Regions from separate parts of the Homo sapiens genome. Here region 2 is linked to region 1. Evidence: read pairs that join two places in POLR2A ChIA-PET (ENCODE). Cell type or tissue: HepG2. All regions are shown on one strand. Links, peaks and the distances in the headings refer to the core of each region. The heading gives the core; the rest is flanking DNA.

Region 1 (7,717 bases), core at 1,185-6,184:
GGGTTATATAAAAAAGATAAAATAACTTTGGGAGAAGATACTACCTCAATTAAGATTTTCATCTAGGTAATTCCTAGCTCCCAAGTCTCCTCTGGATCCTGCAAAGATCATGGGCTCCTGATCTTAAGCCAGAAAGGGTGCTGAAGTCAGCCTATGGAGATGTGGGATGGGCCTGCACAACAGAACAGAGGCTATTTCCTCAGCCATATGCTTCCAATCAGGGAAAATCAAATGCCAGAAGAGCAGTCCTGAGAACTGACCTCCCTAAACTGCTATAAATACAAGAGCTTGTTGGAAATGTCCACAAAAGAGAAAAAAAACAAAAGCAAAAACAAAAAAGCTTCCCCTAGGGAAGGGATTACTTCTGCGCTGAAGCAGGCTCTGATGGGCTCCCGAGAGCCAATTGTGGGCATTGCTTTCCAACTCTACACTCCCTTCAATGGCATCACATTGGTAGTTTAAAATTGGTCATGGTAGGAGTATTTACACCACAGAAATAGGCAAATGTTACAAATCAAGGCTTTTCTCTCCCTGAGAGCTGTTTTACCTGCACACCACTGCCCATGGGTATGTGTTTATCTAGGGAGGAGAGAAGCCTCCCCCATGACAGCCCCTTTGAATGCACAGTGCCTACCCACTCACTACCTGGAGTGGACATCTATTGATATGTTCTGTCTGCAGCATCTCTACTTGTCTTCCTTTAGTCACAACACTCCCAGTCTTTTCCTTGATCCTGATAGTTTATTTATAAATTTCTGTTTTACTCTATGGATTTGTAGTGAGCCCACTCATACTATGTATAAAAGAAAGTGGGCCACAACTACACAAATTAAGTCCAAACTGACTGCTACATCAGAGCATTTTACTACAGAACAAGGAAAGTTATAGTTCTACCAGCTCCCATGACCCTTATTAGTACAGGTTACAGCTACTGAGCACCTACTGTGTGCAGGTACTTTAAATGAATTTTTTCCTCCAATTCTCACATCCACTCCAGGTGCTGCATATTATAATCTCTCACTTGATACATGGAGAAACTGAGACGGGTTTCTAGGTGAATGGCCAAAGGAGACACTGAGCCAAATCCCAACCCAGAACTTGAACCCAGGTCTATGTGACACTAAATCCCATGTTTGCAACCACTTCACTGCTCTGCTTTTAACACATTTATCAAGCATCATGGTAACAAACAGTGTTGTGTGGGAAGATGGAACGTGCTTGGGGACTGCCATCCTCCTTTGCCCAGCCTCAGTCTCATTATACTTCAGACAGCGTGTGGCGAGAGTGCTGAGGAAAAAGAGCCAGCTGACGCGTGGGATTGCCAAGCAACAGCTTATGAAACGAATTTAAACCATGGCAACCAAACACTGCAGACCCAGCACTAGCCTCATTTCATTTACAAGAGTAAGAGGAGGGCTTTGTCAACAACCGATGAGATAAATGAGAGGACTACTGGCTATGCAAGTGCAAAGAATTATCATTATCATCATCATCATTATTTTAAAGCACACGATGCCAAATAATCTATGAAAATGATTCTTGAAAAAATACAGGATTAGACACATCATTATTCCACATATATAAACTGTGTACACATACATTTTTGAAAAATACATATCTCTGTTATCCAAAATCTCAACCGGTTGCCTTTTATTTAATAGAGCTATTTATTGGGGGATGGGGAAGGGAACACATGAACGTCTCATTTAAAACGAATTTATTTATAAAGCATCTTTTAATTAATTCCCCACAATAATGTTATGGGGTTGATATTGGTTTTTTCCACTCTACTGGCAGGAAAATATGACATGGGGGTTCCCTATGAATTTTCACAGGACACACAGTTAATAAAGCACAAATCCAAGACTCCCCATTGCAACAGTGGCTTAAGACTCAGACCCCTCTGAGAATCTGATTACGCTATATCTCTTCTCCCTTGAAAAATGCATGAAAAGCACCTGGCATAGTACGTTTGCCTGTAATTCAATGGGACTCATGGTTCCCCTGATATGCATTCATGCAACCCAGCTGGAGGAACAATATTCAGTTGCTTTTAACCATAATACACACTGCTCTCAAGACATATTGTTTGTTTTATTTAGTGTTTACAGGAAGCTTCCCCAAAATTCAGAGGGTTGTTAAGCTAGGAACCATGCAGTGTTAGTAGCTGCAGGCAGAAGGGATCGGGCATCGCCGAGTTGTTAATAATTTTGACCTGCTCCAACTTTGATCCCTCAAAATTCAATCTTGAAATCAACCTTTGCTCACTACATTGGCTAGGCACCCTTGCACTGAAATGGAAGAACCCGATGACTTAGTGAACAGCTGGGCCCAAGGCAAGTGGCTCTGTCTCTGGGTATGTAGGGCTATTTTGTTCACCTGTTGTTATCTGGACATTGTCACCTTGCTGTCAGGAGACCTCATGGCTGTTCCAGTAATGGGAGGAATGAGGTCTTTACCTGACTCTCACTACCAAGCCAGTATGGCAGTGTCTTTTTTCTCAGAGGCCCTAAAGTGGTTTTCTGAAGACCCACACTAGGAAAACTTCAAGTCTTTGACACAAACCTTTGCTTTCTTACTGTTCCTACCCTAATGGATGGTGCTAGTGTCTGTAAACACCACAGATTCTCTTCTATTTCCTCAATCCCAAGGCCCAGACTAAAAGTCTTTCTTGCCCTCCAGGGAATACCATTGTGATATTTGGAGATGAAATGAAAGGGAACCCAAACCAGTCGGGAGCAGGGAGAGGAGAGAGAGAGAGAGAGAGAGAGAGGAGGGAGAGAGAGGAGAGGAGAGGAGAGGAGAGAGAGAGAGAGAGAGAGAGAGAGAGAGATTGATTCTCCTTAAGATTTCAACATAGTCTAAAATGGAGGTTGAAATCCCCTGGCCTTGAATGTCATCGGTATCTCTCTGCCTCCCTCTCAGCCCTCCCTTTAGTGTAAGGGAGCTTTATCTAGTCTTAGATGGCTGGAAGTCCCTTGGACAAACCATATATCCTTGTATGCCTGTCGATAGGCCAGGTCCTTATGTCTTGGTATTCAAAAGACCTAAGATCTTCCAACTCAAAAAGCCTTTCGTTTAGTTCTATTTTCTCAGTGTACATTTTCTGAAATCTCTTCTGTGACTCAAATGCTGATCTTGGGCTCTTTGATTCTATTTGCATTTCTGCTGAAATAACTCTACCCTGGGGCAGAAGCCTTGGGTCTGTCATCTGCAGCAGGGCCAAGAGTACAAGGGCAAGCTGGAGCTTGGGGTGAAAAACAAAGGTTAATCATTCACAATATCACACCTTCACAGGAAGAAGGAGAAATAAGTTTGTCAATAAAGTGATGAGCTCAGGAGGAAAAAAAAAGACCCAGGCAGATCCTAAAAGTGAACCTCTGCCTCTTCTCTTCTTTCTCCCCCTAGAGGAAGCTCCATGTTGAAACAGGAGACTTTAGTCTTGTTTTTGTTCCTACTGGATGTTCCATCTCCTAGCACACTAGCCATTGTGATCTGGAAAGCACTGCCTTACACATACCTTATTGTATGTATTCTGTCATTTAAATCTATAAGACAGTGTGTTATACCTGGAAGCAGATGAGGAAATGAGACTTACAGAGAACAAATAACTTGCTCTTGGTACATAGCTAAGAATTTAAACTGAAATATATTTTCTGTCAAGTCCTATGCTTGAGAGAACGTAACCTAACAGTTTCCTAGACGTTGGCTCCTGTCCAGGTTGAAGCAGGAAAGGGATAGCACTGCGCAGTCCCAAGGTCAGAATGTGTATGCCATATTGGAATCTGGGTTATAAGGCATCTTTGTGGGCTGAGCCCCGGGTCCAGTTGTTTATGAAGTCCAAGACATTTTAAGCATGAAAGGGGCTACAAGATATTGGAAGAGGGTATCCCCTATCACTCATGATGTCACCTTCCTTTAGATATGCATGAGTATGCAGAAAAGAGTTAACATAGCATCCCTGAGACTGTTATATTTAGAAAGACCCTTGGCTGGCATCTAGGAACTTGGCACTTGTGGTAGGCAAAATACTGGATATGCAAGGATGTCCACGTCCTAATCCCTGGGACCTATGAATATGTTACTTTACATGGCAAAAAGGATTTTGTAGACATGATTAAGGGTTGGGGCTTTGGGATGGGAAGATTATCCTGGATTAACTGGGTGGACCCAATCCAATCACAGGAGACCATAAAAGTGGCGAACCTTTCCCAGCTGTGGCCAGAGAGATGTGACTTGAGAAGGATTCGACTCACTGTTCTGGCTTTGAAGGTGGAGGAAAATGCTACAAGCTAAGGAATGTGGTGGCCTATAGAAGCTGAGAATGGCCCTCAGATGACAGCCTAAGGAAACAGGGACCTCTGTCCTACAATGTCAAGAAACTGAATTCTGCCGACCTGGAATGAGTAGGAAATGGATTCTCCCCTAGAGCCTCTAGAAAGGAACACAACTTTGCCAACACCTTGATTTCAGCCCAGAGACCTAAGCTGGACTTCTGACCTACAGAATTGTTAGACGATTCATTTATACAGTTTAAGCCTCTAAGTTTGTGATCATTTGTTATGGCAGCAATAGAAAACTAAGACAGCAGTTGACATGTTCCCTAATTGAGAAGGGTGGTTCACAGTGCCTAACCAGTTTGTACCAACAACGTAGTTTATTCTGAACACCTGCTTTCCTTCCGAGAGTCTGGAACTTGGGTACATAATAGGCAGGGGGTGCCTAATGACCAGACCCTAGTAAAAATTTGGGGCACTAAGTGAGCTTCCCTGGGCAAAACATTACCCACATATTGTGCATTTTCATTCTTGGGGAAGGATGTGCTCTATGGGCCCCCTCACAGGAGAAAGAGAGCATGAGGAAGCCTGTGCGTGGACTTCTGCAGACCCCACCTGTTCTTTCTATTTCTTGCTGATCATATTGTATAACCTTTTGCTGTAATAACAGCCATGAGTACAATAATATACTGAGTCCCATGAGTCCTAGCTAATTCACTGAATGTCTGGGTGGTCTTGGGGACCCCTGAAATGTTGAAGGGTCACAGGCCACATTTTGAGTGGCCAGCAAGTTCCAAAGTGCTACAGTAGATGTGATCTGAAGGCAGGCCTTTACATTCCATGTCTCACTTGGGTTGGTGACTGATAGAAACATGGGGCCCTGGATGACTGCCTTCCCTGTTGCTAAGCAACAGTGGTGTTTTCCAGAGCAGGGCAGGTTGGGGGGGGCGGCAAACAGGAAGTGCCATGTTCCACCATGGAAGAGGCACACCTGCTCCCTCTGGTGGTCTGTGCCTTTCAGCTGGCGTGGCCAGAGATGGGCACTTGCCATCATTGATTCATAGAAGGAAATATGGAGGCCGCAGGCTGACCCATCAGCTGGATGTTGAAGTTAGATTCCAATAGACCTTGAGGCCCAGCAATCTCAAGCAATTCCACTATGGGAATGTTTCATCAATTTCTCCTGGAAATATGTCCTAAGTGCAGAATTGTTTCAAGAAAATATCTGGATGGGCCGGGCGCAGTGGCTCACGCCTGTAATCTCAGCAGTTTGGGAGGCCAAGGTCGGTGGATTACCTGAGGTCAGGAGTTAAAGACCAGCCTGGCTAAGATGGTGAAACCCCGTTTCTACTAAAAAGACAAAAATTAGCCGGGTGTGGTGCTGCATGCCTGTAATCCCAGCTACTCAGGAGAGTAAGGCAGGAGAATCGCTTGAACCTGGGAGGCGGAGGTTGCAGTGAGCCTCCTGCCACTGCCCTCCAGTCTGGGTGACAGAGTGAGACTCTGTTGCAAAAAAGAAAGAAAGAAAGAAAATGTGTGGATGGACAGTAGAATCTTGTAGCACACACTTGATTGTTCTTTTCCTCTGAGTGGAGACACTAAATGTGGAGGGGAGTCACCTCCTGGATGGGAGTCAGAAACCCTACGTGAAGGTGTAGCTTGGTATGAGTGGAGTTACCTTTCTTGATCTCCCTTATCTAACAAGACACCTCCAAAACACATCTCTTAGGTTTCTTCCGAAATTAGGGGCCCTAAGTGTCAGTGAAATTTTACAACTACAGAAGGAAGGTGGCCAGCTTAGTTTGTTCTCTTATTCCACCATTCTTTCAGTCATGTATTGAGGCACCAAGCTAGCTGCTGTTGAATACAGTGGTAAACCAGTCGGCCATGGAACCTGTGCCCCACCGCCCCCATGGACTTCCCTGTCCAAAAAAATCCTTCCATCTGGTATCACCATGACCTGTCCCCTAATAATCAATATGGAGTCTGACCACCATTTTTTTGTTTTTAAGAGGCAGGTCTTGCTTTGTCACTCAGGCCGGAGTGCAGTTGCATGATTATAGTTCACTGCTGCTTTGAATTACTGGACTCAAGCCATCCTCCCACCTCAGTCTCCCGAGTAGCTGGGATTACAGGCATGTGCAACCATACCCGGCCTGACCACTGAGTCAAACAGACCTAGATTCCCAGTACTGCCTGGGTCATATGTAGAACCTACAGCTAGATAGACAGGACCTGGAGAAGGGATGTGGGACTCTGAAGCACACATGCTCAATGCTGTTTTCCCAAAGTCAGAGCATCATCATCCCCTGTCCTACCCAGGCTCTTCTGAATAGCCCTTTTAAATTTTGGAGAAGCCCTGCATTGAGTCCTTCCTCCCAGGAGGTTGCAGTGAGCTGAGATTGTGCCACTACACTCCAGCACTCCAGCCTGGGTGACAGAGCAAGAATCTGTCTCCAAAAAAAAAAAAAAAAGAGTCCTTCCTCCCTAAGGTGGAAACCAGAACTCAGCCTAGAGGAGAGGTGTGAGCCCTAGGCTCCACCAATTAGATGTTCCCCATTCAGATTTTGAATCAGGAGAAACACGTGAAGAGACCAGCGGAAATCAGAAGAACAGAAGAAGCTATGCCTGGTGACAGTGTCAGAGAGACACTGAGTTTTCACAAGCAGCCGTACTGAGTTTTCACAAACAACTGTAAGAGATATCCTAGTGGTGCTGGACTCAGCCTCAGTAGCTCCTGTCCGCAGAGGGGGTAGGATTGCAACTCGTGGCCACCTAGCTCCCAAACCAGATTCTCTGGCCTTTTTGAGGTTTCCCTGAGCTACTCAATAGGTGTTCAAAAATCCCTTTTCTGGGTAAGCTAAAATTGGTTCTGTTGATACAACTAAGAAGCCTGACAGGAAAAGAGGAACCTGAAAACAAAACAAAACAAAACAAAACAAAACAAAAAACAGGGGACCGCCAATTTGCTTTCTTTTTGACACTGACAGGACTAGGGATCAGGAGCATCTGGTGTCAAAGATGACTAGAGTAGGGGTCTCTAAGTCCTATTCTGGCTACCCATTTGTAAAGTTATTTGTTTATTTCTTTAAGCTCTTTTTCGATTTTAAAAGTCCTAGGTCCTCCATCCCTAAGGCCTGAACTCCTACACTTACCTATGAAGAGGATTGAAAACGTGCAAAGTGAACCCATGCTGCTAATTGGCATTAATGTTGCTGTGTGGCCTGTGCCCCACTGACCACAAGATGGCGAAAGAGATTATCACATCGAGCCAGCCTGTCTTCCTCCACCATCTCCACACCAGTATTATCCGAAAGAAAACATTTATTGAGCACTTACTGTGTGCCAGGCACTGTTCCAAGGACTCGAACGTATGAAGTCATTTAATCCTCACAATAATCCTATGAAATAGGTACCATTTCACGTGAGGAAACCAATGC
Region 2 (5,631 bases), core at 559-5,558, 590 kb before region 1:
ATAGCCTCCTGTTACCAAGAATACATTCACATTGGTACAGCTTTTCAGCTTTGTTACCTGGCCAGTAATTTCTGTGGAACCAAGGCCCACAACATAGTTTCTTCTTTGACAGACTAGTGTCTCATGCAGTCACTTCTCTTCCCTCTCTTTTCCCTCCAAGTGTGATAGACTGTCAAACTACCATATCTCCTGACTCCATGTGAGGCAATTGTGTTCAGCCAGGGACAATCCTCTGCTCAGAGGCAGCAAGGCTACCCACAGCTTTAGGAATTGAGTGAGGGCTCCCATCAATCTGTCATCACCCATTCTACTCCCAAGCCAATCCAACCCCTGAGGTGACCTTACCTGACACTTTCCTCCTGCTCTCACCTACCACTGGTGGTACAGAGGCATTCTCTCTCTCTCTCTCTGAGTCTCTCTCTCTCTTTCTGAATATCTCTCTCTCTCTCTCTCTCATACACACACACACATACACACACACACTCCTTTTCCCACCACTCATACACAACTCCTAATGAATTAGTGAATTTCATCTTCCCTAGACCACCACTGCTGCAAGAAGCAAACAGAACCAACTGGTCTAGCATCAATTTCTGTCTACCTTCCTCATGATTCTTGGTAATGCCACTTCATAAAACTGAGAAAAAGTAAAAACCAAACCCACACATCCCCTCTTTATAATCTAACCACTTATTCCCCAGAGGACTTTTTAGTGAATGTATTCTTAAGTATTATTCAGGCCTTCAGATGTCTGTCTGCATGGGTCCAGTTTGGCAATAAAACAATTTCCCCAGCTCAGGAGTAAACATGTACTTCCCAAGTATACGTGTTTAGGTGATGTGGGCTCACCATCCCCACTTCTAAGAGGCATTTAAAGCCATGAATGGAAAGAAATGGGTACTTTTAAAAACCAGAGCACAGAAATCACCAAAATTGAGTTTCTCTGTTTTGCTGTTTGAGTGAGTTGTAGCCAAATAAGTTACATACAGGCATGCGCTGCATAACAATGTCTCAGTCGATGATGGACCTCATATACTATGGTGGTCCCATAAGATTATAATATTGTATATTTACTGTACCTTTTCTATGTTTACATACACAAATACCATTGTGTTACAACTGCCTACATTACAGTAATAGGTTGTGCAGGTTTGTAGCCTAAGAGCAATAGTTTATGCCATATAGCCTAGGTGTGTAGTAGGCAATACCATCTAGGTATCTAGGTTTGTGTAAGCATACTCTCTTGTTAGCACAATGATGAAATGGCCTAATGACATGTTTCTCAGAATATATCTCTGTCTTTAAGTGAGGCATAACTGTATTTGCATATTTACAAGCTTCCTTTTTGGCTTTAGGTTGCAAGCACTTTTAAATACCTCTGGGGGCTGAAGTCTCCAGATTTAGAAGCTCCCAAGCATGGTCCAGCATATTGTTACAAAGTTGTATATATGCAAAATTCAGGATTATGACATTTCAGGTACCTCTCTAAAGGACTGTTTTTTTTTTTCCCTGCCTTCTTGTGAAATCATTTGCAGTACATGGTCCCCTTCAAGAAATTCAGCTAAACTAGTGGGAAATCTGCAGATATCACTGGTCCATGGCTTTTCCTGCTGGGTGAAATAGTGGCCCCTGGGGGAAAAAAGAAGTGAACTGAAGTGATCCCCAAGTTAGATCTCACACCCAAGTCAGATCATGATAACCGTCATCATGTAGTTATTTGATATGAGAGTGGGGTGGGGAGAGACAGTAAAGTAAAAAAGATCAGGGTTCAAACCCCAGCTCTGCTATTCACTGCGACTTAGAACTAGACACTTAACCTCTCTGAGCCCCAACTTCTTCACTTCCCTCACAGGACTGTGGCTGCGGGCATTAAATAAGATAATGCATGTAAAGCAAGGGCAAATAGCAGGCATTTGCCAGCCAGAAACAAATCTCTTCCTTTGGAGAAGGAGGGTTGAAGAGAAACTTAGAGAAGAAATTGCTACTCCTGCTGCTTCTAATGAGGGCCATCGCCAGAGTCACAACAGGAGCCACAGCTCTCATAGTAGATGGTTAGGATAAACAGGGCATGTTTCTTGGTGGTGGGAGCCCAGGGTTAGTTAGAAGCAGTGAGGGAAGTGTCCCTGAGAGAATAAACGTCCACGGAATGTTAGCAGAACCTTCTTCTCTGGTAGCTTATGGTCAGGTAAAAGAATGGAAAAGAAGGCAATTGGAAGCAGGCATTGCTTTGTCACTTTTTATGCGATGGCAGCACCAGATAAGCTAACTGATGTCCTGACCTCTGTGATCTTGCTTAGGTTGAGGACCAGGGTCCAAGTTACCCTGGTATCTTTTTGGAGGAACTTTGTGTGACCAAAACGCTTCTTTTCTAGGCAAGCAGCAACTACTGCTGTAGCCATAGGTGTCTCCCATGAAGCTTCCACTTATACTATTCCTTTCACTGGATTTCCTGTTTCTTGGCTTTTGGCTCTCCAATGGTCAGAAACAATCCTCTTTCCCCTACTCAGAACTTTGAGTCTTCCCTGGATTTGTGGAGCAAAGGCAACCTTCTGCAGGAAGGTTTATCATAAGCCACTTTTCTCCTCAAACCCCCAAAGCTCTTACCCAGCCCTTCCTTTTGATCCTACTCTTAGAGTCAAGCCATTTTCCTGCTGGTTTCCTCACATGCCATTCCATGCCATTCCCCTAGAGCCCTGTAACTGTGCACATATTCCAAGAGGCATTCCCAATACAGTGAAATCTCAATGGCTGCAGTTATAGGGCACCTTCACTCACCTTACGGAGGTTGGTGAGGAGTCCCAACACAACTGAAATACGGTGGCCTGAGGCCCAGTGCTCTACAACTAATTTGCTATTTGACTTGAGTAAGCACAGCCCCTCTTGGAGCATTATTTTCATAATCTCTAACAGGGCAGGGAGATCTAAGATTACTCATTACTAAGGTCACGGTTAGCTCAGAAAGTTAAAAGGCCAGTTTTGTGGCATGAACACAGACTTTGAACTAACATAGACCAGAGCTTGTATCTCCATCCTACCAACTTAACAGTAGGCCCCTTGTCGCAGTGAAATGGCTTGTTCAAGGCTGCACAGCTAGTAGGCAGCAAAGCCAGCATTCAAACCTATAAGTAGTTCTGGGCGGGCTCAGCAGAGCTCTTCCTCCTTCCTGGATGCAGCTAGTCCCAGGTCAATTACCAAGGGCCAGGTTACCACTTTCAGAACTTTGTCAGCCTGGGCTCAGATTGCTCACCTCCTCCCCATACCCCAAACAATTAGTGATCCTTACCCTCCCTAGGAATTCCAGTAATAGAAAAGAAGAAGGGGGGAGGGGCAGAGATATTTGAGAAGACACAGGCTTAAAGGCTAAGCTTCCCTTTACATTGTTCCTTTCACTGGGTTTCCTGTTTCTATGTTTTTGGCTCCCCCAAAACTTATAGGTGTTTAGGCTTTATGGTCCCAGCGGACTAGTTTTAAAGTCATCAACTCTTGATATTTATTTTATCAATGTACTCAGACCAGTGCAAAATGACATGTATATACAGAGTTTTTGCAGTGTCATTTGTAATAAAATAAGATTTGAAAGCACTGTCTTTCAATAGGGAATTGTTTAAATAAATCACATTACATTCATTTAGTAGAATGCTATGCAATTGTAAAAAGAAAGGAAACCACTTAATATGTATCAACATCTAAAAGGGTTCATTGTATATTAAGTGTAGAAAGCAAGAAACAAAACATTGTACATAGAATGCTACGATTTACAGGAAGAAAAAAGAATATATGTGTATATATGTTTGCTCACGTGTGTAAAATACCTTTTTAGTGATATGCAAGGAACTGGTTAAAGTTTTTGCCTATTCATAAAAATAAATACGTATAGCATCATTATCAACTTTCTTTTATTTCACTGATAGAGAACAGGGACACAGACGTTCATCTATAGCTCTTCCTTAGCACAGGAAGCAGTGGGAGGAGATTTGCAGATACAGTCCTTGCAGACCTGCGTGGTAGAAAGATCTGGCTTTTCAGTGTTAGGATGACCACGAGGTCTCAGTTTGCCCAAGACCCTCCTGATTGTAGTGCTGAAACTCCTGGGAAAACCAGGACAGTTGGTCATCCTATTCCTCATCCTGCTGCTGCAGCCCTTAGACAGCCAGGAGGGAAGATTCCAGTAGTGGCATGAGCAGAGCGATGGCAGCAGCCCTTGGCTCCACAATCCACAAGTGACAAGGGACTCACAGAGTGGCAGGCACATGCTCTGTAAGGTATTCTCATCTAACAGACAAGGAAATTGAGGCTCAGAGAGGTTAAGTGATTTGCCCAAGGTCACACAGCTAGTAAGTGCTGGAGCCAGTCTGTCTGACTCCTGCCATGTCAACAGGACCCTGGGGAATGTAAAGCTTTCAGTGGAGCAGTGGGTCTGACCTTTCTTAAAGCCTAAAGCACCCGGAGTTGCATTTTAACCAAATCAAACACAGTTGCTTTGAATCAACTTTGGCAAGCGAGTGTTAGGAAACAGCTTTCTTCCCAGCACTCTAACCCAAGCAAAGACAATAGATGTTCCAGGTCTTTGGACTGAAGGAGTCATAGACAGAAAGCTGGCCTTCTCAGTTGTGCCCGTAATAATTCAGTTCTCACCTGGGAATGATAGCTTACTCATCCCCCAACTTGATCCAGCCTCCTACACAAGAGCAACAAGAGAAATTAAAACGGAAGAGCAGCCAACTAATAACAGGTAGTGGTGCATGTCATGATGCTTGTCTACTTTTTGAGTGGGTGGGGGTGGAATTCAACTTGGCTTATAACAGGGGACCCTTTTGCTAGGAAAAGGTAAATAATTCCCCAAAGCCTTATGCATCAAAAACGAACCAAGCAGGCTGAACATGGTAGCTCATTTCTGTAATGGGATTACAGAGGTGGGAGGATTGCTTGAGCCCAGGAGTTCAAGACCAGCCTGGGCAACATAGCGAGACTGTCTTTACAAAAAGATGAAAAAATTAGTCAGGCATGGTGGCGGGCACCTGTAGTCTTGACTACTCAGGAGACTGAAGCAAGGGGATTACTTGAGACAGGAGTTTGAGGTTACAGTGAGTCATGATTGCGCCACTGCACTTCAGCCTGGGTGACAGAACAAGACCCTGTCTCTTAAAAAAAAATGCACCAAGCAACAGAAAAACAGATGTAGCAGATAGTAGAAGCTTTAGGGACTTGGGAGAAGCATAGGAAAAGGTCACAGCAGCAGCTGTACTTGCCCTTTCCCAATTAAGCAGCAGGGGGGTGTTAATTATATACAGGAAATTGGGCTGCTTTACAGACTCTGTTGAAATATTTTATAGAAGATATTTTATAAATATGGATTGAGGGAAATGTTTATCCTCATTAATTTATTAATTTACACATGCTGAGTTGTACAGAGCACCAGAGAGAGATACTACCTGTGCCAGGGTGTGGGAGTTTCTGGGAGCAATGGATTTGGGTATTGGTTTATCAAAGAGGATTCAGAATGAAACTGAAGCAGAGTTTTCCAAAGCTTTAGCCTTCTCTGCAAGGGCTGCCATGGTTTTGGCAAAGACCATTTTGTGTGAACACTGTACACAGGACCTGAATTACGTATGCCTTGGAGTCCTACATTCT

Evidence for each region. Peaks named below come from ENCODE experiments on the same cell type or tissue, not always from the same donor. Only the 100,000 strongest peaks of a DNase experiment are listed, where the experiment ranks them.
Region 2: POLR2A ChIA-PET joins it to region 1 with 5 read pairs; 1 of 35 experiments calls an interaction of 5 or more read pairs at or near these places.

What each region holds. Positions count from the first base shown.
Region 1 is chrX:49,838,411-49,846,127 of GRCh38, reverse strand. No RefSeq gene overlaps it. Among named protein-coding and RNA genes, the nearest start is that of PAGE4, 13 kb to the right of the region's middle. RefSeq lists an enhancer at 3,068-3,362. In HepG2, for the core only: CTCF peaks have their summits at 3,383 (motif pointing left) and 5,275 (motif pointing left); DNase peaks (open chromatin) are centred at 3,287 and 5,197.
Region 2 is chrX:50,430,561-50,436,191 of GRCh38, reverse strand. All of the region lies in intron 1 of DGKK (diacylglycerol kinase kappa), which reads left to right. Among named protein-coding and RNA genes, the nearest start is that of DGKK, 37 kb to the left of the region's middle. In HepG2, for the core only: no CTCF peak of the experiment used is centred there; DNase peaks (open chromatin) are centred at 3,001, 4,411 and 5,101; H3K4me3 peaks cover 3,186 bases.